Regions from separate parts of the Mus musculus genome. Here all the other regions are linked to region 5. A link is a loop called in an ENCODE intact Hi-C map of the cell type or tissue named here. Cell type or tissue: heart. All regions are shown on one strand.

Evidence for each region. Peaks named below come from ENCODE experiments on the same cell type or tissue, not always from the same donor. Only the 100,000 strongest peaks of a DNase experiment are listed, where the experiment ranks them.
Region 1: it touches region 5 in a loop (4-fold over the local background); 11 of 42 quality-filtered maps call a loop at or near these places.
Region 2: a loop joins it to region 5, with 6 times the contacts of the local background. A loop is called at or near these places in 35 of 42 quality-filtered maps.
Region 3: a loop joins it to region 5, with 7 times the contacts of the local background. A loop is called at or near these places in 18 of 42 quality-filtered maps.
Region 4: a loop joins it to region 5, with 2.1 times the contacts of the local background. A loop is called at or near these places in 4 of 42 quality-filtered maps.

The regions. Positions count from the first base shown.
Region 1 is chr11:103,231,230-103,236,229 of GRCm38, forward strand. It overlaps Map3k14 (mitogen-activated protein kinase kinase kinase 14), which reads right to left. Exons shown (of 16, transcript NM_016896.3): 7 at 128-257. The region is part of intron 2 of Gm34823 (a long non-coding RNA gene); the gene reads left to right. Among named protein-coding and RNA genes, the nearest start is that of Gm34823, 15 kb to the left of the region's middle. In heart, a CTCF peak has its summit at 1,943 (motif pointing right); DNase peaks (open chromatin) are centred at 1,932 and 4,582.
Region 2 is chr11:103,323,414-103,328,413 of GRCm38, forward strand. No RefSeq gene overlaps it. Among named protein-coding and RNA genes, the nearest start is that of Arhgap27os3, 19 kb to the right of the region's middle. In heart, CTCF peaks have their summits at 1,994 (motif pointing left) and 3,746 (motif pointing left); DNase peaks (open chromatin) are centred at 1,584, 1,968 and 3,708; H3K27me3 peaks cover 1,127 bases.
Region 3 is chr11:103,264,581-103,269,580 of GRCm38, forward strand. It overlaps Map3k14 (mitogen-activated protein kinase kinase kinase 14), which reads right to left and starts at 2,821. Exons shown (of 16, transcript NM_016896.3): 1 at 2,758-2,821. In heart, a CTCF peak has its summit at 2,753; DNase peaks (open chromatin) are centred at 761, 3,011 and 4,041; H3K4me3 peaks cover 2,214 bases; H3K27ac peaks cover 1,572 bases.
Region 4 is chr11:103,417,144-103,422,143 of GRCm38, forward strand. Gm39397 (a long non-coding RNA gene) reads left to right here and starts at 4,285. Exons shown (of 2, transcript XR_880238.2): 1 at 4,285-4,669; 2 at 4,769-4,899. In heart, a CTCF peak has its summit at 2,385; a DNase peak (open chromatin) is centred at 2,258.
Region 5 is chr11:103,165,917-103,170,916 of GRCm38, forward strand. It overlaps Gm51919 (a long non-coding RNA gene), which reads right to left and starts at 4,660. Exons shown (of 3, transcript XR_003949776.1): 1 at 4,238-4,660; 2 at 2,966-3,115. In heart, a CTCF peak has its summit at 2,938; DNase peaks (open chromatin) are centred at 2,935 and 3,965; H3K4me3 peaks cover 626 bases; H3K27ac peaks cover 352 bases; H3K27me3 peaks cover 3,017 bases.

The sequences.
Region 1 (5,000 bases), 65 kb after region 5:
GAAGGGCAGGTGAGGTAAGGGAGCAGGGCTAAGAGGTCCGACGTGGCCTGAGAGGCAAGGGTCTAAGTGGGGGTTACCTCTTGGCCTTGAACCTTGAGAGGGATAAAGACGGGACCTGTCTCCTCACCTTCTAGCAGTTCCATGAAGATGTTCACCCACGGGCCTTCTCTCACAGCTCCATAGAGAGGGACGATTCTGGGCGAGCTCAGACCAGCACAGGCCACTAGTTCCTCTACCCGAAACACCTCGAGTCGTACCTGAAAGACCCAGAGGCCCCTGTGTCAGGGTGAGGGGTGCGGGCTGGGGAACCCTTGGAATTCTATGCATAGAAGCTAACAATGCTCTCAGTGGTGGTGCCCAGGCCCAGTGGGACCAGCCCTTGGGAAATGAGCATAACCCATGTATAGTCCCCTGGTGTCAGGTATCAGGGCCACAGTGCTGACTGCATGAAAAACAGTCACACAGAAACATTTCTTTCTTTCCAGACTCCTGGAATTCTCTCCACCCTCAATCTGCAAACACATTCTGTACCCCAGCTCTCTGGGGGAAAATCTCTAGGCCACGAGGTCTTGTGAACCCTGCCTACCCTGTACCTGCTACAGGCCCCATCATGTATCTTAGGTTGGCTTTGAACTTCCAGTCCGCCTCAGCGTAGCAAGTGCTGGGATAATAAGGATGTGCTGCGATGCCTGACTCTGTGAGGAGTCGCTGCACCAGTGGTTCTCAACCTGTGGGTCCCAACCTGAGGGCTGAGTGACCCTTTTACAGGGGTCAATTTATTATGATTCATAATATCAAATTACAGTTAGGAAACAATGATGAAAATAATTTTATGGTTGGGGGTGGTCACCACATGAGGAACTGTATTAAAGGACCATAGCATTGGAGGTGGGCACGCCTTTAATCCCAGCACTCGGGAGGCAGAGACAGGAGGATTTCTGAGTTCGAGGCCAGCCTGGTCTACAGAGTGAGTTCCAGGACAGCCAGGGCTATACAGAGAAACCCTGTCTCGAAAAACAAAAAAAACAAAAAACAAAAAAAACCCAAACAAACAAACAAAAAAAACCCAACAACAACAACAAAAAAAACCAAACCAAACCAAACCAAAAACCCCCCAAATTAAATTAATTGTGTGTATGTGTGTTTAGAGTGCATGCATGTGTTCTGTGTGTGTGAGGAGGGCAGAAGGTTCCAGATCTCCTAAAACTAGAGTCCAGGAGGTTGTGAGTAGCCATGTGGGAGCCAAACATCTGCTGAGCCATCTCTCCAGTCCCCCTCATAGCAACTGCTTTGATTTTTCATAGTGTGTTACGTGTGTTTGTTGATATTGTACTGAAGCAAGGTCTCTGTTGAAACAGAGCTTGCCTGGGGAACTCATGTCCCTGTCTCCAAGTGGCCACCATGCCTGTCTGGCTTTTCTGTGGGTTCTGGGGATCAGAACCCCAGTCCTCGAGATGTAGTTCATCCGCTGAACTCTCTCCCCAGCCCGTTACTTATTTCCTAAAGGACCAAACTGTCCATGGAGACAGGCCTGCAGTTATATTACTGTTTGCCCTGTAGCTATTTCCCTAGCATCTGGGTACACAGAGGCTCCTGGGGATGGGCTGGCCAATGCTTCTCCTAATCTGGAAGTCTGGGGTCACTCCTATTTGTGGGCTCCAGCATCTTGGCATGGCAGGAGGCATTAGGCCATGGATACAAACATCTTGTGCTTAGCTTCTTGGTTAGGCCATTCACAGAAAGGCCTCTTGCTGCCATCAGCCATGTGTCTAAGAGAATGGTGGGGACACAGCTGCCTGCTCAGGGTGGTGTGAGGATTCAGAGAGATGGGGTCTTTCTCCATGCTTGGTGACTAAGACACTTGGGCAGAGCTGGCTTCCCACTTCCTCCTGCCAACTCAATCGAACTTGTTGGCTGCTGTGGGTTCTCTGGAGCGGCACCGCCAGGGGGCGACAGCGGTAACAGACTAGTTTGGCCCAGCTTTTGTTTCTAGACTTGCTCTGTCCATGTTGGGGGTTTGGACATTTGCCTCTCAGTGGACAATGTCTCTCTTTTGGTTACTTAAAGAATATTAAGTTTGGTTAGTTAGCGCATGTAAAGTCCGATGGAGAAGGCTCCCCTTCTCCATGGCCAGACAGCACCTGAAGCACCTCTCTGAACCTCAGGGTTCTCATGCTAGGCTGTGATGGGACGTGAGTGGGAATTTACATTTAAAATCCACTACCAAATGTCTGGTGCTGTTCAGCACTAGACGATGGTTTTCATACAACAGACTCTGGAGGGGTGGCTCTGTGTGATGGGGAAGCTGAGGCTGGCACAAAGGACTCATCTGAAGTCACTGAAAACAGAGTACCACAGCCTTGGTTGGGAGGCCCGACCCTATCGCTGCCGCACTCCAGGTTTAGCTTGGACTCCTGGCCACAGGAGCAGCATTCCCGGGAAGCTGCAGACAGCATCCAACACGGCACAAGTGCGGAAGTCACTTCCCTCCGCTGCAGTGCCAGGGCGCTTGAGCCTGGGGGCAACTTTCCCTCCTCCAACCTCCTTATTTCCTCTAGCACAGTAATCTTTCTCTGTCATAAGTGGGGTATAGGTAACGTCACAAGTTTCTGAAGATTGCAGGAATATCCATGATGGGAGGGAGAACACAGAATGGGACACGGAAGCCTAAGAAGTCAGGGTCCCCATTTCCTCCTCCTCCTTCAGACGGTGTCCCTTTGATCCCTGCTTGCAAACAAGGGTTTGTGGCTGATGCCACTTCTCCAGCACAGCCTGGGTTTGTTTAAAACTCTAGCCCTGGCCAGGGAGATGGCTCAGCAGGTGAAAATCAGCAGAGCCAGCATGTGATCGCAATTTGATCTCTGAAACCCACAGAAAAAGCCAGTGTCGCCCTGCACATCTGTAATGCCAGCATGCTCACAGTGTGAAGGGAGGACTGGCTGGAAGCTCAAGAGGCTGGGAATATAGCTCACTGGAACACACTTGCCTACTGAGTGTGAGGCCCCAGTTCAATCCTGAGACGTCACACACACAACACACACACACAGAGCCACAAAGACCACACATCCCATACACACACCACATACATCACATACCATACACACACCACATACATCACATACCATACACACATACTCTACACACACACACACACACACACACACACACACACACACACACATCACATACCAAATACAGATCTCTCTCACACACACAAAACTACCCACACCCACACCCCACACCCAGTGCATAAGCTGCCTCTGGCCTCCACAGATGTGCTGAGTAAACACACATACACACAAGGCTTCAAAACACTAGTTCCTTTGGATTCCACATCTTTGTCCCCGGTCCCTGTATGGTGTTTGGCACAAAGCAGGTATTCCAGGACAGCTGGTTTGACTTGGCCAGTGACACTCTATTCCAGATCAGTGACAGAGCCAAAAGGAGGCTCCCAGAATTCTATGCTTGGGCCAGATGGCTTAAAGCAAGCAGTTGCTCACTCTTGTTGAGGGCAGATAGTAATTCTTGGAGAATCTGCTTAGTGATATGGTTTCTTTGCCATCAAACTGTGTCCATGACCACACATACAACTCACATGAACTTTAGGATCATGTTCTAAGAATTTAAAGATCCTATAAGTACATTCTCCAACAAGGAGAACTTATTTATTGGTTGCTTAAAAAGCCTGACCATTCTATGTGAACCAAGGAGAAATCCTGCCTAGCATGTCTTTCATGGTGTGTGTGGGGTGTGTGTGTGTGTGTGTGTGTGTGTGTGTGTGTGTGTGAACCACAGTGTAGAATAATCTTTAGGACTGGATCTCATTTTCATAAAAGATAAGCCAAATTTAAACATAAAGAGTCTAAAAAAATAGACGACAGATGGCATTTTTGAGGACAAGGAAAACCTTTGTTTGGTGGCATTTGACTTCATTTATGGTGAGCCAGTACTTGTTTACAATTGAAAAGGGGGCTGGTGAGATGGCTCAGCAGGTAGAGGTGCTTGCTTCCTGCCAACCCCTGGCCTCCACAACTGCATCATGACATGTGTGCCCCCCCCCCACCAGAAACATGTCATAAGAATTAATTAAAGATACATAAAAGATTAAAACCGTAAAAACAAGACAAAGCCTTGCATTAAGGCCTAGATCTGAGGCCGATAAGCATGTGACCTAAGCCTACAGAAGTTTCTGGAAGGAGGACCAAGGGGCAGCCACTTATCCTCAGGCTCCTTCCCAGGAGCAAGGAACGGGAACAGGCAGCCTGAGCCTGACTCCCAGACTGTCTGCTGTTCTCTGCCGGGAACTCAGGGAACTTTTTGTGTATGTAGTATCAGAATTAGAACCCAGGGCCTCATACTCACAAGGCAAAAGCCCTAAAGTGAGCTCTTATGTGGTCTTAGAGCTAAAAACTGTACAGGACAAACTTCAAGCCCTAACCCTTGCACTGAGAGAGAGGAGAGGCTGATGCTACCCCACGAGCTGGAGGAAGAAGCTAGGAGCTCTGAGGGTGGACAGCCAGAGCCCTGGGAAGTCCAGGCCTTATGCCTGGAGCTGTTCCAGCTGCCCGGGACACAGGACAAGAGAAATGTATCAGGGTTGTTTACCCTGTTGCTTAGGACTCGGAGGATGTCAGCCGAGGAACAGCTGAGAGGCTGGTGACTAAGCTCCCATCACTGGGCACCCATCTGTAGGACACTTCACACCGTCTCACCGCCTCCCACCACCTCTCCTCTCGGAAGGGACAGCTGAGCCTGCCCTGGTGGACTGGGGAGGGGGAACTGCGGCTAAGGAGGTTAGGCACGAGGTCCTGGCATCCGAGTGGAAGATGACCCAGGCTGGCAAGAACTCAGTGTGTGCTCCTGCTGCGGAGGGGTGAGGATGGTGGGTGGGGCTTGCTCCCTTCAAGTAGCCTGTATGAAATCTGAGGTAAAGCTTACAGATTCTTCCCTTATCCTTCTACTCTGAGGCTCAGCTTTGATGTCTGGCCCAAGAATGAACC
Region 2 (5,000 bases), 160 kb after region 5:
CTGGGCCTCTGGGGACTTTCTCTGGATGTAACAAGAACGTCTCACAGAGTTAAAAAAGAAACAGCGTCCAGATGGCAGCATGCCTTGCTCATTGATTGTTCCTGCGGAATTCATTACATATTCCAGTTATTAATCTTTTGATGGATATGATTTACACATGATAGGATCTCCCCAGTGAATATACTTTCTGGGGACGTTATTACTAGAAACCCTGTATCATATGTCTCAGGTGCTTTAAAATAAATAGAATACAAACAGAATATGTAATCTCTACTTTCTAGCTAGCTATCTTGCTCGTGGCCAGCTCTGGCCAGCGTCCCTCGGTCCACATTTACAAGAGACTGCAGTAAGTGTAAAAGGGGCTGAGGAGGTGGCTCATCGTCCTTGCCCTGAAGGTGTGAAGACAGAGTTTGAATCCCCAGGACCCATATTAAACCAGGCAGGTGTGGTGGGAACGGTAATCCTAGCACTGGGGAGGCAGAAACAGGGAGTTGCCGGGACAAGCTGGCTAGCAGGCTGTGCATGCTGGCTGTGAATGTCACTGAATGCTCAGTGAGTGGAGTGTAGAGAGGTTGAAGGAGACAGCCAACATGAAGTCCATTGACTTCAGGTCTTTACGTGTGAGTGTATGCACATGTGCACACACAGATACTCACACACACACCTACACACATGCACACATAAACACACCCCAAACAGTAGTAAAAATAAGTTTCAGAAAGGAATAAAGAGGTGAGCACTCAGGACCTCTGGGAACTTTCTCTGGATGTACCAGGAACATCTCACAGAGTTAAAAAAGAAACAGCGTCTAGACGGCAGCACGCATGCTCACTGTTACGCTTCTGTGCCCTCGTCACTCTGGATAGGACCTGGGCACCTCTTGTACTTGTGCCAGCTGGTGCCGTCCTCCTTGTGAGCCTCACACACCGCCCAGTCAGCATCTGAGCACTGAATGTGGAGAGGGTCTTTAGGAGGGTTGACAGAATGTGATGGACACCTGAGGAACGTTGTTCGGCTGACGGTGTGGAGACAGACTGTGAGACAGGTTGGTTGGTTGATGTAAAGTGGGGCAGAGAACCTTCTGGGAGCTCACAGCTAGAAGACTGAGGAGAGAGAAGGCTGGAAGGAGTAGCGTGCCGAGGGAAGGGAGATGCTGGGACAGTCATCGTTCAGTGTTCATGTGTAGGTGACAAGGAGCAGCAGTCAGCCAGTCAGACAGACAAAAACTCCTATTCTTGATGGACTCTTGGGTTTATGGAAAAGACAGCCTGGGAAGGGCAAAAGCTTCTCAAGCAAACAGGAGGCAGCGGGCAGTTGGGCAGCTTTTCCCTGGGAGGTGTAAACACCTGTTTACTTACCCTGCATAAGGCACCAACAATGGACCAGAAATTATTGCCCCCATGTCTGAGTCTTGTTCGTGGAGACGGTGATTGTTGGGGTTGCTCTTCAGGAGCACAGGCGCCTCAGACAGCTGCATCATGACAAAGCCCGTCCGCTTCAGTCTGGCAGGGCTTCCTTCCAGGTTTTCAGTGTCATCTGGTGCCAGCACACAGCAAAGGCTCGTTAAGGTCCTTCGCCCAGGCCAGATGCATGCTTGGAGAGCGTGTTAGAGAACGCTTGGAGTGTGAAGGGGTCTCTAGAGAAGAAGGGGCCGTGAGTGGGGTGAGAAATTGATACCCAGCGCCACCGCGGACTTGGGAGACCTGGAAATGTGAGGTAGCATGGGTGGGGGGAGGTACTCAGACATCCTCAACAACAATGACCTCTGACTGGGGGAGCTCCCCCCCCCATCTCCTTTCCAAGTTTTGTCTCTTCTAAGGGTATGTGTCCTTTGCTTTACCCCAGCCTTAGAGCTTAAAGTCACACGGAAACCTGTGGGCTAGGACATACTGGAGAAGACACTTGGGTTCGCTTGGCTCATACAAAGTCCCAAAGTGTCCCCTCTCGCTCTGGGTGTGTCTGTGGGATTACCTCTCAGGAAAAAGGGCTCTCGTGCCCCCTGCTGGCAGCTCTGCTCCAAGCATCCCTGTCACTCGCTGAGGATGCTACGGGAAGGTGAGCACCTTTGTGAGAAGCAAGGCGGGTTTCCAGGCTGTAGGGGCTGAGGGGTGGGGGTGGAAGTGGGGTGGGGGCAGGGCATGGGTAGAGGTAGGGAGCGTTGGGGTGGGGTTGGGGAGGGTGGAATACTGACCTGCCAGAGTGGAGGATTGGTTATTCTTCGGAACTCTGGAGGTTTCCAAATTGGTTCACCTCCCTTTATCCTTTACCTCAAGCTAGGAGTGACTTTTCAAAAACCTATCAGAGGCAGTCCTCGGAACCACAAGCCTCATCACTGGTTCTTTTGGGTCTGAAGCCCCTTGTGCCCAGTGCAGAGAGCCCAGTCTCCAGAGGCTACACGCTGTATGAGTTCATCTACAAAACCGTTTCAAAGGAAGAAATGAGAAATGGAGAAAGACCAGGTTGTCAATTGGGGAAGAGACAGGGAGATGTGAAGATAGAGGAACCCCTGGAGGGGGGCTGATGAGGATAGAAACATTTGTTGCTCTTGCATAGGACCCTGGTTCAAGTCCCATCATCCTCACAGCAGCTCACAATTGTCTGTAACTGCAGTTTCGGGGTATCTGAATGTCTTCTTCTGGCACAGGTGGCCACCAGTCAAATACCTACACACAGGCAAAAGTACTCATGAACTTAAAATAATAAGTTAGGGCTGGAGAGGTGGCTCAGCGATTAAGAGCACTGGCTGCTCTTCCAGAGGTCTTGAGTTCAATTCCCAGCAACCACATAGTGGTTCACAACCATCTGTAATGTGATCTGATGCCCTCTTCTGGCACATAGGTGTACATGCAGATAGAGCACTCACATACATTAAATGAATAAATAAAACCTTTTGAAAAAATAAATAAAAATAACATAAAATAGAAATTCCATCCCATTCCTGCTTCCCCAGTTTTGGTAGTAGAGGTTGCCTAGAGCCTCTCACGTTCTGAGCAGGTGTTCTTTGGGTAAGCTGTCTCCCAAGAATGTTGTTTTTGTTTTTGTTTTGGACAGGGTCTTACTCTGTAGCTCTGACTTGCCTAGAACTCACTATATAGACCAGGCTGGCCTCAAGCTCGCAGAGACTCACCTGCTTCTGCCTCCCAAGAGCTGGGGTTAAAGGCATGCACCACCATGTCTGGCAGATATGGGGGTTTTTGAAACAATAGAACCATTCTGTTTTGATTGTGGTGGTGGCTGGGACACTTTGTGCCTGTGACAAAATACAGAATTCTACATAAAGACACACAGTAAGGAGTGTGCAAAGGCCAGAGGAGTAGGCAGTCCCATAGCATAGTAGGGCTCATTAAGACTGGCGTCTCTCAGGACTGATGTGCATAGCAGTTATGTAGGAGGCCATGGTGGGCCCTGGATGCTAACAGTGGCCTGAGACTTCAACACCAGGGGATCAGATACTCTCTTCTGGCCTTAGCAGATACATGCACACACGGGACACACACACACACACAGACTTACAGACAGAGGACGAGGAGGTGGAAAAAGGGAAGGAGAAGAAAGGATCTTGGTGTGTTGCTATTCCAGAACTTGGGATATAGAAGCAGGAGGATGGGAAACTCAAGGTTATCTTTGGCTCTATAGCAAGATGGAGGCCTGTCTGACTGCGTTGTGACTCTGTCTCAACGCTATACAACACAATACAGGAAGACTGGCCGCAGAGTCTTTCTGATGATTGCCACCTAGTGGTGCATGTGAGTACTGCAGGATGGAGCGTGTTCTGTTGGTGGGCACCCCACCTCCACCCCTTTTTAGTAAAAGGAATCTCATATCAAAGGTCTTTTTCTAAGGCCTCTAGCAGGAGAACACCCAGGCTTGAAAGGCCCAGGAAGGCAGGCTCCCTTCCTGCCCTCTTGTCAATATAATGAGACTCATTCCGCTTTGGTCTAGCAAGGCGCTCTACCTCAAACACCCTTGCCTCAAAGCATATAAAAAGTAGCTTTCCTGAGACACTGCTGTTCTGAGGTCTTCAGAAAAGACGGCTGCAGGACCCTGGGATCAAAGGACTCACAGGCCCAGCATGGTGGTCTTGTGGCTGTAAATCTCTAGGACCGGGGCTAGCCTAGAAGACTAATGTGATTTCACAAACATACCTGCACTAGGTTCAGGGTTGGAAAAGCTGCACAAGACTCACTGTGCAATCGTGGACAGCTTCTGAGGCAGATGTAGATGTCTCAGTTTATAGATGAGTGGCCTGGTGCAAGCTACCTGCTAAGATCACTCAATAAGAAATGTCAGGGAGGAGGGGGGAAGCTGGAGAGATGGCTCAGCAGTTACAAGTGCTCCCTGCCCTTCCAGAGGACCTGAGTTTGGTTCCCAGCATTGACATTAGTGCCTTGCAAGCACCTGTAACTCCAGTTCCAGGGGCTCTGACACCCTCTTCTAGCCTCCACTAACATCCATGCAAAAAATAGAATAAAAATATTTTTTTTTTAAAAAAAGGGCAGGGTTGGAATGTGGTCTCCGGATACTTGCCTTTTGATATTTTCAGTTGTGAATGAATATTACATTTATTTACAGTGTGTGTGTGTGTGTGTGTGTGTGCATGTGCGTGCACTCGCATCCATGTTCACATAAATATGCAGAGAAAAACTTCGGGGAGCCAGTTCTCTCTATTCTACCATGTGATTCCAGGGATCAAACTTGGCTCTTCAAGGTTGTTGTCACAGTTCTTTACCCACTGAGTTATCTCTCTCACCCATGAACAAGTATTTATTGAACTCCCATTATGTCAGTCTCTATGATAGGTAATGAGGACACAACAAAACCTTCTCCCTCTGGACGCTTTCGGGGTTAATAACTCATCATGATATCCAGCTGTAAAGTGGTCAATGAAGACAAGAGATACATGCAGGTCTCTAATAGTGTATACAGGGGAAGGTGGCACAGGTGAGAAATGGTGACTTCAGAACAACACTGAAAGACAGCTGACTAAGCAAAGGAAAAAG
Region 3 (5,000 bases), 99 kb after region 5:
GCATCAGCCTCGCAGTCGGCCTTACCAAGTGAACAGAGTGCTCGCACTTGAACAGCTCGCCCTACCCGAGAAGACACGCCACCGTTCCTTTCCCTTATTCGGGATCCTGGTGTGCAGGGAGGGCTGACTTATCCAACTCTCCAAGCCCACCCTTCTCCCCACCCACCTCACGATGGTGCCACCAGAAGTGCCCAGGGTGCTCAGAGGTCTCCAGTTTAACTGAAATGCTAAAACGGGGCAAACAGGAAGCATCACACACAACTGCGGTAGTGACTTATTAATCACGAAAGCAGAATTTTAGTTGCATTTTAACCTTTTGCCAGGAAAAAAAGAAAAAAAAAGCATCTAGCCGATGGGTGCTATCGGAGGAGCCGTCTGTCTGTCTGTCTGTCTGCATGTGCAGCGAGCTGACCTGCTACTGGGTCTGAATTCAGTTTTCAGTTTTCTTTTTTCTTCTTGGGGGGAAAAATCTGTCAAGCCAATCAGGTCTTCCCGGGGGAGAAGCACCTGTAAGAAGCCCATGTGCTGTCCACTGAGACAAGAAGTTAAAAATAAATAGATAAATACAAAATTAAAAAAAAAAGAAACTAAAAGTGACTTCACAGGCAAACTCTTAAGACAAGGGGGGGGGGGGATGGCCTAAAGGAACAAGCGTAGATCTGAGCTTTTATCCGTTTTACATCCGACCGATCTCCTCCCAGCCCCTAGCTCAGAATGGACCCTAGAACTCACCAAAAATCTCACAACAGTTGTCTGGGGTGGAGCAACCAATCAGGGCGAGCCCTGTCCTCTCCAGCCCGAGCCGATCACAAAGGAATCTGTGTTCATCAGGGGAACCAAAATGAGGAACCACACTCCTATCTGCCAAGAATGAATGGCAAAACCAGGCAGGTTTTTTTTTTTTTTTTTGAGATAAAGGTTCATTTGGCAGAGTCTCTGTCTGTGGTGCCACTCCCACAAACTCTAACAGACACCAGAGGCAAACAAAACAAAACAAAACAAAACAAAACAAAACAAAAAAACCAACAACCTTCAGAACTGCTCCATCCACCCCAAAAACAATCCGAAAATGACCTGAAGCCTGAAGCCTGATCACGTAGTACTATTTGATTTCACAAACTTCTGGTATGTATTTCTGGGTATGTACAGCTGGGCACTTATTTCTAAAATTAAAGTCAGACATACTAACTATTATTATGAGCTGTTCTGAGAAATTTATCACACTCTTCCAAATAAATCAGGATGTCTTCTTTCTTTCTTTTTCCTCTCTGGTGCTCTGAGACAGGGCCTTGCTATGAAGCCCTGACAGGCTTCAAAGTCACAACAAATCCTCCTTGTCCCAGCCTCCCAGTGATGGATTACAGGTGTGTGCCACCATGCCTAGTTTTCAAGATGTCTTAAGGGCGTCTGAAAAACTCATAAAGCTGGCATCCATCCAAAGGAATTGCCTTTGACATCACTTTAAATACAAGAGGAAATACACACATACATCATAAGCAAGTCAAGAGTCTTCAAAGCATCCTCTCACATTAACAGCAAAAAGATCACCCCAACCCCCCCCCCTTTCTCTATCAAAGTTAGGTTATGCTGTTCTTATTCAGGGATCTGGAGAACTCACCCTCACTCATGGCTCTGAGGCCACAGACGAGGCATATCATCCCTCACACCTGGTTCAGGTACTTCGCTTACCAACTGGACAACAGTCTATGCATCTGACCACACCTACCACTAAATGGGAAAGTTACTAAGCAAAACCCTGCAGAACTGAAGTTAGGAAACAATCCTCTAATCTTTCAGAGAGACTATGTTTCTAGATACTCGCCAGTGTTCCGAAGTCCACTGGTCATGGTGCCACTCCTCGTTCAGTTCATTCTTTTAGCGCCCTTAATCCAGTCATTAGTGTTCATTGTCTCCAATTAACAACAACAACAACAACAACAACATGTCATTAAGACACTGATATTTGAAACTTTTCTCCACTCATCCACTTGACAGCCCATGCACACCCCTATCCATCCTTTAGGGCTGTCAGCCATCTTTTAATCTCAACTGGGGGGTGGGGAGTGGAGGGGGGGAGGTCTGAAGTTAATGAACATGATGAGGTTCCAAAGCAGGTGGGAATCTCTGCCTCAGACAAATGTTTCTTTTCACTTGGTGACAGGTGGCTGAAAGTTGCCAGAGCCGGGAAGAGCTTCCAGGACGGGACTAGTACATATAAACAGATTCCAAAAGTTCCGAGTAGAACACAGAATTAGAGAAGGGTAAGGACCATCGAGGAGGGAGGACAGCACCATCAGCGACTAGCATTGCTCTACTGAGTGCCCAGAGCAGTGATCCTCTCAGAACAAGTGATCCCAAGCAGTTCAAAGGGAAAGGCTGCTCATGTCACTGCTAGGGCAGTGGAGCGATCACCTTCTCTTGGGGGACACTTAGGAGCCAGGTCTGCCAGTAGGGCGGCTGAACTCGATGGCACGGATGTTGGGGAAAGGGAAGCAGACAGTACCCGCGCGCGTTCCGGGCAAGCGTGTGACCCGTGGGTGCGCGGCCTGGAGGTTCTAGGCGAGCACGGCGTTTCGAGCGTGGCGCTGATGGCGCTGAGCGTGCGAGCGGGTTAGACCGTAGTCACCCGGCCACCCCTCCCAGCCATCCCTCGTGGACAGCCCGGCTGCAACCCAGTCCCCGCCTGGGAGGCGCCCCTTCCCCGCCCGCTCCCTCGGCGTCCCGCTTTAGGACTCGGGGTTCTGCCCAGTCACCTACCGGCGGAGCGCCGTTGTCCTCAAACAAGCGAGTGTGGCGCTTCGCTGGCCAGCGATCGCTCCGGGCCCCTGCTGCCCCTCCTCGACCACGCCCCCGTGCCTATCCCCGCCCCGGGCCACGCCTCCCCCCGTGGCTGCGACTTTGCTAGCTTCCCGCCTCCTTTCTTTGGCCGCACCGCGACCCTTGATCCCACCCATTCCTATAAGTTAGCCAATAAAACGCCTTGATCCGGTCGGCCTGCCGGCCACTCCTCAGCAGCGATTGGCTAGCGAGGCCTCCCCAAAATGGGCACTGTTTCCGGCCAGGGTATCCAGCGCCGAAGGCTGGGTGGATGGGCGGTCTGTAGGCGAAGGAGGCCAGGGTGTTGGTTGAACTACACATGCGCTCTCGCCTTCTGGCAAATCTTACGGGCTGCATTCTTTTTGAGGTTACGGGAAGGAAGGGCGACTGTACGCATGCGTGGGCATTCCCGGCTTCGGCTTTGGTTACCTTGGAGACGGCGGGGCGCTCTCGCTCTGAGGTCTTGGGTTTCTCTGCTTTCTGCTTGAGGGCGAGGCTGCTTCGTGGGGGCCTGGTGGGGCCAGAAACATTTTTATGGAGCACGTAGAGTGAGCCCGGTTCTGTAAAGTGTGTGGAGATGAGGTTGCTCTGCCTACCCTCGAGAAGTGTGGGGAGCCAAAGGCCTATGTAGGACAGACCGGGTGTTGAAACGCTCTAAGGGAGTGTGCAGATGTGGTACAGTCTCCTTCCACCCCGAGAAGCTTCATGGTGTGTGTGCTGAGCACGGGATCCATTCTAAACTACAGAGTCAGGAAGACTTGGTCTTTGAAAACGTGCTCTCTACAGTGCCCTTTTTATGGGGCCGGGAAAGAGTGTAGGGAATTTATGGATTTTTTTTTTCTTTTCTAACTTTGCTAATGGGCTTCCTACTGTACCACAAGCTTCTGTTTACTGGTAATAAGAAATTACAAATATGTGTTTTTTAAAAAAATGTTTCCAGAATAAAAGATGCGCTGCGACCTTAGAGACTCTGCAAGGAATCCTAACTGCAGATGCAGGGACTGGTGGTATGGTGGGAGTGGCAGCCATATTCTTGGCTGGTTTGAGAAATAAGGAACGGCCTGTCTGGAAAGGTTTGAGCCAGGGCCAGACCACTGTCTGCTTGTGACCACTTTGCAGACCTAGCTTCTTTCTGGAGACAAGTTCAAGCCGACATCTGTTGTTGGACACCGAGAAAGGCCATTCATTTAGACAATGTGGAAACCCCACAACCTGGCCTGCATTCAGGAGGCTGAGGCAGGAGGATGACAAGTTTGAAGCTAGTCTGAGCTGCATAGCCTGACTTCTATGTGGAAACAAAGCCAACTAGATGAGAACCTGAGAGACTCACCCCTCTCCCCTGGGCCAGAAATATGTTAGAGCAAAGCCTGCAGTTGCCCATAGTCCATTGTTACGTTAGTGTCAACCGTGTCAAGAGTTGTCCCTGGAAGCCTTTCTGGCTGTGACTTGCACTGAGCCTATACTTCAGTATATGCAGAACCTATATGTCAGTTTCTGGGACATATCTTGCTAGTGGCCAGCTGAGAGATGGTAAGGCAAGAAAATAAAAAGGGCTGGGGGCCTCTAAAAAACGCTCCTCTCACCCCTAGGGCTTGGCATCTCTGACTCAGAGAGAGAGGCAGAGCTGGGCCAGATGTACAGGTTGGTATCAGGTCTCTTGGGTGTCTGTCTTTCCCTCCCACCACCTGTTTGCCGCTGGGCAAAGCACTTCTCAGGAAAGATGTGGGCAACAGGCCCAGAATCTGCAGACGCTCCCTGCAGGGCTAGCTCACTTTTGCCATCTCCTTCTCACCCCTCCTTTTTTTTTTTTGACAACCAGAGTCTCTGGCCCTGGGTCCCTTTTGTGTGTTGTCTAGTCCATTGGGATGGTTGCTCTTTAAGCCTACACTCAATAGGATGTGTTAGTGAGAACAGACTCAATTCTTATGTTGACTCAAAGGTCTGCAGAAGGGTCAGCTTGCAGGTGTGTTGGGGGGGGTGGTCAGGGGACAAACCAATAGACTCATTAGCAAGAAAAGTATTAGGGAAAAGCAGCGCTTGCTTCTTGGTTTCAGCGACTTTTCTCCTGTCTCTCTCCAGAGGGTGAGGTGGAACACAGACATCCCTCTCCTCTCTCGAAATACCCACCCACTAGGAGAGCTTTGGGCAAAATTGACTTCCTCCTGCTCTAAGACACGACAGTC
Region 4 (5,000 bases), 250 kb after region 5:
TAGAGAGAAAAGACTTGGGTTCAGTTCCCGAACACATTATTTCTCCCCCCACGCCTCCCCACACTGTGTGTGTGTGTGTGTGTGTGTGTGTGTGTGTGTGTGTGTATGCTTTTACACTTGGAGATCAGAAAACCACCTGAGGGAGGCTAAGAGTGTGTACCGTTCTTGCAGAAGGCCTGAGTTCAGTCCCTTCTACCCCTGTTGGGTGGCTCACAGCTACCCATGACTCCAGGCTGGCAGCATGGTGATGTTCACCTGTAATCTTAGCACTCGAGAGGCAGAGGCAGGTGGACCTCTGAGACTCCAGGCCAGGCAGGACTACACGGTGAGAGTGAAAACACAGGGGAGGCGTCCTGCATTGCACCCTTCTGGGCTCTCTTTGTGAAGACAGCTGCCATCCCCAGTGTTCTCTGTGTCCTTCCAGAAAGGCCCTATAGAAACATGATCTGTTAGAGCTGACGAAGTGAGCCTGGCATGGTGACATTCACCTGTAATCCTAGCCAGCCTGGTTTACTTAGTGTGTTCTATAGCAAGACTATGTTTAAAACAAGCAACAATAAAAATGGAGTAGATGCATGCTGAGGAAGTGGCCTTGAACCGTGGACCTTTAATCAGCTACATGTGGGTACTTAACACTTTAAACATGGCTTGTGTGATGTTAAGGGCTAACTCTTACACGTTATTTCATTTGCACTTATTAAATAGCTGTTTAATTTACATAGTGATAGGTGAGCAGTGACCAGTATTGGACCTTCTTTTCTCTACACAAAACACAATGCTTAGCATCACATTGTACTGGGATAGCCTCGCTACTCAACCCCTACTTAAGAAGATTTTTTTTTCTAGTCTCTCCCTCATTTTAAAAACTCACTACAGAGTCAACAAAGACTATGAGAAGAATGTTCCTAAAATACAAGAATAGACTGCAGACCTGCCTTCAGTCATTAGAATTCTCCTTAAGGAAGCCCCACCTACCTGGAGCAGTGGGAGCTGACCAATCCAGCTGTTCCTGTGTTTGAACTTGAATGACCTCCAAACGCCCACATGATAGTGGTTTGGTCCTTAGCCTGACGCTGTGGAGAGTTTATAGAAATGTTAAGAAATTGAACTTAGAAAGAGGTCTTTCAGTCACTAGGAATTGAGCCTCAGAGGAGACAATAGGACCACACCTCTTCTTCCTTCTTTTATACCCAGCTGTGAATATGTTTCTTCCAAGTGTGTGTGTGTGTGTGTGTGTGTGTGCAGGGTGTCACCATGTTGTACTGTCCCGCTGCAGGCCCACTCAGTGATGACTGATCCATCCAAAATCGCATGCCAAAGCAAACCTTTCCTCCTAAACAAACAAACACTACAAAAGGCCTGGAGCCCAGGGGCCATCAGTTTTTATGACAAGATATAAAGTCATCCACATATGTTATAATCAAGGCATCCTATGGCACACTGACCATCCCTTTCCTCTATCATCCTAACCTGAGATGACTCCATGCTGTGGGGACTGGGGAGTAACTGTCATGAGTCACCAACTGTCCTAGGGTACCCTCTGCATGCATGAGGCCTGGGCCCACTTCAGGGTTCATCACAGTCCTCCTTCAGTGGTTCCCCTAGGAAGGCAGCAGTTGCAGCAGGACAGCTGTCACGAGCCTTGCCTTTGCCTGGTAGTTACCCCAAGGAGCCTGGGAGGGAGTGGTCAGTGCTGATGGGCAAGCTCAGGACCTGGAGTTCTCAAGTGGGTCACTGAGTGGATTCACACCTTTAGACAGCTTTCCTAGCAGGACATTTTAGGTGATGCGAATCTTTTTGGTGGTGTTAGGGGTGCGGGGGGTGGTTCAGGAGTGGTGAGCTCTTGTCTCATTAGGTAGCCCAAGATGGCCTGGAACTCCTGAATGTGAGGATTGGGACACTATCTTCAGAATTCTCTGTGGGAGGCAATAGATTCAGGATTTGGTGGCAGAGACCCCTGGGTGCAGATCTCAGCTTCAAAGGGCACAGTCTCTATAGTTCGTGGATCATGCGATGCCTTGGTAAGCCAGTCTGTGTTCTACAAGTCACTTGTGGAGGGTGAAGGAAAAAGACTGAAACTGAAACATACTCGGGAATATTCCCAAGTCATTCATGAGGCATGGCTCAGTTCTAAGCACTTCAGGAAGGGTGTGGTTGAAGAGGAAGGAGTTATGGTTCTTGTCCCATCAGGGTTTCTGACACCAAAGAGAACTGAGTCCAGAGGCCACTTCCTGTCGCTATGGTGAACACTAGAAGAATGAGCTCAGGTTTATGCAGCCTCCAAACCAGGGCTCCTCATACCCTGGCAGAGTACCAGGTCTCAGTCTCCAGCACCTCCCAGCATCCAGTCTCATTGTGGCTGCACTGCCCTTTCCTGTCCCCCGGCACCGGGCTTCCCCTAGTGGCTTGCCTTGGCCTGTGGCATGAAATACTAAGCCTGTGCTTGCGGAGACTTCCTAAGGTTGTGCTGGCCTCTGCTTTCGCAGAAGAGCTTCTCCTGGGTACCTGCTGCCTCTCCAGCCTGGGTGACAGAGTCAGCAGGATGGAACTGGGCTGCAGGGGCTCAGAAACCAGCCAGCAGTACGTGTCCATCGCTAGCATAGTCGGCTGAGGACCCGTGAGGATTCTTGTCCTAACCCTTAAGTTTGAAGACGGTGTATTTCACTACACCATTGTGGCAATAGCTGACCTTTTATTAGGTTGTAAGTTCACGCTGAAAGGAGGAAGCAGCACCACAGTGTGTTACGAGAGAAGCGTACTGAGTTCTTACTGAGTACTCTGTTTGAGTCGAGGGCAGGGCACCCAGATGGTTCATTTGTTCAGTGGATAAAGGTGCTTGCTGCTGCCGATGCAAACCCGAGTTTGGTTATCATGAGTCCACGTAAAGGTTGAAGGATACAACCGACACCAGGAACTTCTGCACGCTGTCTAACCCGCACATACAATGATGAAAAGAAGTCTGGGATGTAGCTCAGTTGGCAGAGTGGTTGTCCAGCTCATGAACCTTTGAGATCCATCCCAGCACGGAAGCAGGATGGCACAGTCCTATAATCCCAGCACTCAGAAGGTGATAACTGTAGGGTCCTAATGTTAAAGTCTTTCTTAGACACAGGTAGTAGAGCAGCAGCCTGGGCTACGTGAGACCCAGACTCAAAACAGACCGACAAAACCAAAATTATCCTGGGCTGGAGAGATGGCTCAGCAGTTAAGAGCACTGTACTGCTCTTCTGAAGATCCTGAGTTCAAATCCCAAACCAGTTCAAACCACATGGTAGCTCACAACCATCTGTAATGAGATCTGACACCCTCTTCTGGTGTGTCTGAAGATAGCAACAGTGTACTTACATATGCTGGAGCAAGCCAGGCCGGAGTGAGCAGAGGTCCTGAGTTCAATTTCCAGCAACCACGTGATGGCTCACAACCATCTGTACAGCTATAGTGTACTCATATACATAAAATTAAAAAAAAAAACAAAATTATCTTATAGCCGAAACACATCATTTATAAGGCTGAGGCCGAGGGATCATAGTGACTTCAAGTCCAGCCTGGGCTACAGTGTTGAGACCCTATCTCAATATGTGTGTGTGTTTTATATATATATATGTGTGTGTGTGTGTGTGTATGTGTATATATGTGTATATATGTATATATGTGTGTGTATATATATATATATATATATATATATATATATAGTGTGTGTGTGTGTGTGTATGTGTGTATACATATGGAACACTTCACAAATGTGTCATTCTTTTACAGGACCATGCTAAGGTATGTATAATTCCAATTTTACTATATGTGCTGCAGGCTAGTGTGTGTGTGTGTGTGTGTGTGTGTGTGTATGTGTGTATACATATGGAACACTTCACAAATGTGTCATTCTTTTACAGGACCATGCTAAGGTATGTATAATTCCAATTTTACTATATGTGCTGCAGGCTAGTGTGTGTGTGTGTGTGTGTGTGTGTGTGTATGTGTGTATACATATGGAACACTTCACAAATGTGTCATTCTTTTACAGGACCATGCTAAGGTATGTATAATTCCAATTTTACTATATGTGCTGCAGGCTAGTGTGTGTGTGTGTGTGTGTGTGTGTGTGTGTGTGTGTGTGTAGTGGTGAAAGGGAAGGTACTACCATGTGTGTAATTTGTAGGTGTTGGTTTTCTCCTTCTACTGTTTAGGCACTGAGCTCCCTGGCTGAGCTAGCTGTCCCACTGACTGCTGTCCTCTGACTGCTGTCCTCTGTCTCCCTAGGGATACTGCAGTCTGAAGCTTTCTTAGCAGCCCCAAGTCCGAGTCTCAGGTTCCTCCAGCCGCAGAAGCCCAAACTTTCCATAGTGTGGCGCCAAACCCTCCTTCAACGTCACCATCCTCAGAAAGCCTCTTTATCCTCTTTCCACTTCTGCTGTAGGCTTCAAGTCCATGTCATCACTCCCTCTCCCTACACACACACCTCAGGGGTTGGGGACTAGGGACAGAATGCAGGGGCTCATATGTTAGGATGCTAGGTACAACTCCCCGTCCGTCCTTCACCGTCCCTTTCCTATTTTGAATGGGTGTGTTCCCCTCTTACCTCTCTTCCAGAACGCAAGATGACAGCTCACCATCCCACCAAGGCTTCGGAAGCCAGAGCTTGTGGGGCCTGGCAAGAGGCTCTGGGCTACAGGTGGGCACTCCATCTGGGCAATGCTATCTGTGTTGGGAAGCCCAAAGGTAAGAACCCAGCCTGCCTCTCAGACTTAACTAGACACCAATCTTCCTTTAGGGCTCCACCTGGGTCCTCCCCATTCCTCTCCCTGGTGACTCCCAGCCTGAAAGAAGCCAGAGGACTTTGTCATCTGTCTACCCTGTGGTACCTTAGTCCTTTAAATGAGTGTATAAAGCTTGCTAAATCTCTTTGTCTTGGAGATTGACTTGGGGATGGGGGAGGGGCACATAAGGATGGAAAGGGGAGGTGTTGGGGACCAACTGCTTAAATAAGTAGCCCAGTGCTGTTC
Region 5 (5,000 bases):
GGAGGGGATGTTCATCAGTAGACTGTGAAGACGCCTGGAAACACCCATTCTCATTGTATTACTTACTTTTCTATTGCTGTGATAAAAGGCAACTTCCAGAAGGTTTATCTGGGGCTTACAGTTCTCGAGGCATAGGAGTCCGTCTATCAGTCTCAAAGAGGGAAGCGTAGGACTGGGTGGGCAGGCAGAGTGCTGGAGCTGACATCCAAGGCCACAGACAGGAAGCAGAGTGCGCTGTGGGGATAGCTGGTAGCTTTGAAGCCTCAAAACCCACTCCATTACACACCTCCTCTAACAGGGCCACGCCTCCTAATCCTTCCCCAACAGTTCCAGCAACTGGGGACCAAGGATATACACACAATGAGCCTGTGAGGCCATTTTCATTCAGACCACCATACTCCTCCATTGCTGCTGCTGCAAGTTGGTCAAGTTTGTGTGTGACAATTCAGTGAATATTTGTCAAAAAATTTAAAGTTCAGGAGGAACATGGTGGCATATGTCTGCCATTCTAGCACTTAAGGAGATGAGGCAGGCAGATGGAAAATGAGAAGTCCAAGGACAGTCTCAGAGGGAGGGGAAAGGGAGAGAGAGAGCTTGATATTTATAATAATAACAAAAGGAATTGATATAAAATGAATATTCATGAGGAGGGAGTGGTGGAAGGAGTTACACAAGCAGGTATAAAAAGAGAAGTGAGGTGTTTGACACTGTAGAATGTCAAACACACACATGCATCACGCACTGTACACACTCAAACATCTCTGGAAGGATACATTCATCAACACTGTCCTTTTTCTTTGTTAGAGTATCATGTAGCCCAAGCTGGCCTTGAACTCACCCTGAAGTCGATGCTGGATCCGAACACCCAATTTTCAGCGCCTCCACACTAGTGCCATATTATAGGCTTGTGCTATTACACTAAGCTGTGTGTGTGTTTTCATGTGCAGCAAGTATGCTTATGTGTGTGCATGTGGAGGTCAGAAGTCAATGCCCAGTGTCTTCCTTCACCACTCTCCTCCTTATTTTTTAAACTTATTTTATTAATCATTAGCGTGCGTGCATGTGTGTGTGTGTGTTTGCCATGAAGCGGTGGTCAGAGAACAGCTTTGTGGAATAGGTTCTCTTGAACTTTTATGTAAGTTCCAGGAATTGAACTCAGGTCTTATTTATGTAGCAAGTACCTTTACCTGCTGGGCCATGTTTCTGGGTCTCTGCCTTATTATTTAAAAAAGTATTTTGGGGGCTGGAGAGATGGCTCTTAAGAGCACTGACTGCTCTTCCGGAGGTCCTGAGTTCAAATCCCAGCAACCACATGGTGGCTCACAACCATCTGTAATGAGATGATGCCCTCTTCTGGTGTGTCTGAAGACAGCTACAGTGTACTTACATATAATAAATAAATAAATACATATTTTTAAAAATTTATATGTGTGGGTATTTTGCTTGCATGAATATTTGTATATTACTTGCATGCTGTGTTGGTGGAGACCTGAAGAGGGTGTCAGAACTCCTGGAACTGGAGTTACAAATGTTAGCCACCATGTGGGTGGTGGCAATGGAACCAAGGTCCTTTGGAAGAGCAACCAGTGCTCTTTCTGGGTGGTGGGATGGTGTTGAGGCAGTATTGAGGCAGTATTTCACTGTGTAGTCTTGGCTGGCCTGGAGCTCACTATGTGGACCAGTCTGACCTTAAACTCATAGAGATCTACTTGCTTCTGCCTCCCAAGAACTGGGATTAAAGATGGATACAACCGTACCTGGCCTGCACACAGTGCTATTAACTTATGAGCCATCTCTCTAGTCCCCTCCTCCCTTTTACATTTTTTTTTAATCCTCTCACTGAACTTAGAGCTAGCTCACTGGACAGCAAACCTACAGGGAACCCCTACTCCTAATCTGCCATCTGCCTGGCTGAGATTACAGGCACTCGTTATATATATATTTGTTTGTTCTTTTTCTTTTTGGTTTTTCGAGACAGGGTTTCTCTGTGTAGCTCTTGGCTGTCCTGGAACTGAACTCACTTTGTAGACCAGGCTGGCCTCGAACTCAGAAATCCGCCTGCCTCTGCCTCCTGAGTGCTGGGATTAAAGGCGTGCGCCACTATGCCCGGCTATATTTGGTTTTTGATTTGGGTGCTAAAGATCTGCACAGTAAGAACTCTATCAATGGACCCCTCACTGTGGCCTTTTGTCATTTATAAGAGTGGGGTTTGCTGGATAGCCAGATTTTCTTCCTTCCTTCCTTTCTTCCTTTCCCTCCCTCCCTTCCTTCCTTCCTTCCTTCCTTCCTTCCTTCCTTCCTTCCTTCCTTCCTTCCTTTTCTTCCTTCCTTTCTTCCTTCCTTCCTTTTCTTCCTTCCTTCCTTCCTTCCTTCCTTCCTTCCTTCCTTCCTTCCTTCCTTCCTTCTGTCTATTTGCATGTATGCCTGCATGACAGAAGAGGGCATCAGATCCCATCATTACAGATGGTTGTGAGCCGCCATGTGGTTGCTGGGAATTGAACTCAGGACCTCTGGAAGAGCAGCCAGTGCTCTTAACCCCTGAGCCATCTCTCCAGCCTGTTAGCCAGATTTTCTTAATTAAACTCCCCATTCTTCTGCCTCAGTATCCAGAGTGCAGAGTTCATGTGCGTGCCTGCTCACCAGCCTAACCTTTTCCTTTCTTCTCTTGCAGTATCGAGGCTTGAACCCAGGGCTCTGTGCATGCTGTGCACTTTGCACTTGACCACAGAGCCACATCCATAGCTTGCCTTTCTCCTTAAAGAGACATCTACTGACTACTGATACATGCTCAGTCACCTGAGTTAGGAGTGTTCCCAATGGCTGCACATTCCTTCCATTAAAGATGACAAAGTGACAATGGTCTGGAAATGTCACCCTGGCTGTGTGACTGTATCGATCACCACAGCCATCAGTCCGTCCTGCCTGTCATACCACCTGCACACGGAAGGGGGCAACGCAGACTTACGGAAAGGAAACATTGTTCCTAAACTTGACAACCAAGCTTTGCTGGTAGAATTTTCTCCATTGTGGTCCATGTTTTGGGAAGATGCTTTCTATGAAGCCAACAGAATTGAATAGGTGATGATTGATCACATCTCCTTGGTAACTCACGTTCCTAGTCAGCAGGAGGGAGGATGTAGGGTTGTTAATATGATAATTTCCCACATGATAGGCCCTTTTCAGTTTAGCTTTATTTCCACCAGGTTTTGGGTGGGAGGCAATTGGCAATGAGGATGCAGGCTGGCAATTACTGCAGTAGAGGCCCAATTTCTGGCTTCTCGGTGTCCCTCAAAGTAGCAGTGATGGGCAGAGGAGGCATGGGCACTGACCCCACAAGTACTTCAATGCAGATACCCTCCCTCCCAGCTTCTGAATCCGTTCCTTGCTAGGCTGTGTCCAAGGTTAGGGACACCTTAAGAGTCCCAGAAGCCCCATCAGTAAGCAGACAGCTGGGCACACAGCTGGGGCTCGAAGGAAACATTTGTTGATGAATTGAAAGAGACAGCTATGGAAGAATCAGGAAGTACAGTCTTTAATAAATAAACAAAAATCTCTCAACTACTAATCTCAGGCAAGGCCCAAGGTCAAGGCTAAGGAAGATGGAGGTAGGCATAGGGCAGGTACCCTTCCTATAGGCTCCAGGAGACCCTGTTTCCACCCACCCTGGAAGTCCTTGCTCAGGACATGAAATGAGACTATCTCTCCCATGGTGACAGGGGCGATGGTGAACTTGGCAGGAGGAAGGCTTTAATCAGGTCAAGCTGGGGAGCGTGCAGGTTTGTGTCTGGTTTTCCTCATAATTAGATAATTAATTTCCCAGTTCCTGCTGAATCCTTTGTCAGTGGCTTTGAGTATGAACTAGAGAGGTGGGAATGACCTAGAGTAGCCATTTAGAGCCCCTGGGCTGGCACAGAGAAAGTTCAAGGCTCCCTCAGTGTAGGGCACCTCACCCCATGGACTGGCAGAACAGGGAGGGGCTGACTCAAGAGCCCCACAGATTAAGTGGGAGAATTAGAGGTGTTAATTCAGGATGGAGTTCGAGCCCCGGTTATGAAGGCCTACCCCTTCTCCACTCTCCTACCCTAAATAAGAAGAGTCCGAGGCTATAGATTTTTGGATATGAACAGAGAGGCTCGTTTCTGCCCTAATTATCTGTGTGGCCTTGGACAAGACCCCTTGCTACAGCTACGGAAAGGCCCCTTGTTACCGTTACAGAAACAAGGACATCCATACCTACCTTTGCTGGTCACTATCACAGAAATCTTTCTGTAACTATCAGATAGCCAAGATTGTCATTCTTCAGCCAGCCTAGGTCCCTCATGGTGACAGTGTCAAGATTTTCCACCCATCTGAGGTGCCTGTTCCTCCCCCAGCCTAGCAGCTGCCTTTAACCCTTCTTAGTGCCCTACTTCTCCTTGGCACCACCACAGTGATCTCCAGGTTCGCCAACCTCATTTTTCCACGAGTGCCCCCAGTCTAAAACTGCTGAAGATGCTGGCACAGTCACATCTGGTCAGGTCTCAATTGACCTATGTCATTGTCCTCCAACCTGTTTGCAGATAATTCCCTCTGGTCCTCAGATCATCTCTGGGCCCAACGGAGGAGAGACACAGAGGTGGGGGGCCTGGAAGGGGGTTCCCATCTTCTTAGTTGGGGACCCCAAAGGGGGACCCCCAGCAGCAATTACGCCCACCAACCGCACCTCAGCGCCACCTTAGGTTTCTAAGGCGCGCGCGGATTGGTTGGACAATCTTCCGCCCGGGGGTCTGCCTCCTCCAGGCTCGGGCCTAGGGACCCCCCTACTGCCGGGCTTAGGGTGGAGAGCTGCGGTTCTAGGACCCGGAGGCGCCGGGCGAGCGCGCCGCTGTGTTCTCGGCCTCGCCTGGGTCGGCTCCGGCTCGGGCAGGTGCATCGGCGGCCGCCCCCTCCGCCGCAGGTGCACTGCTCGGCAGCCCCCAGCCGGCGCGCCATGGCTGCGGAGGACCCCCGGCCGTCGCCCG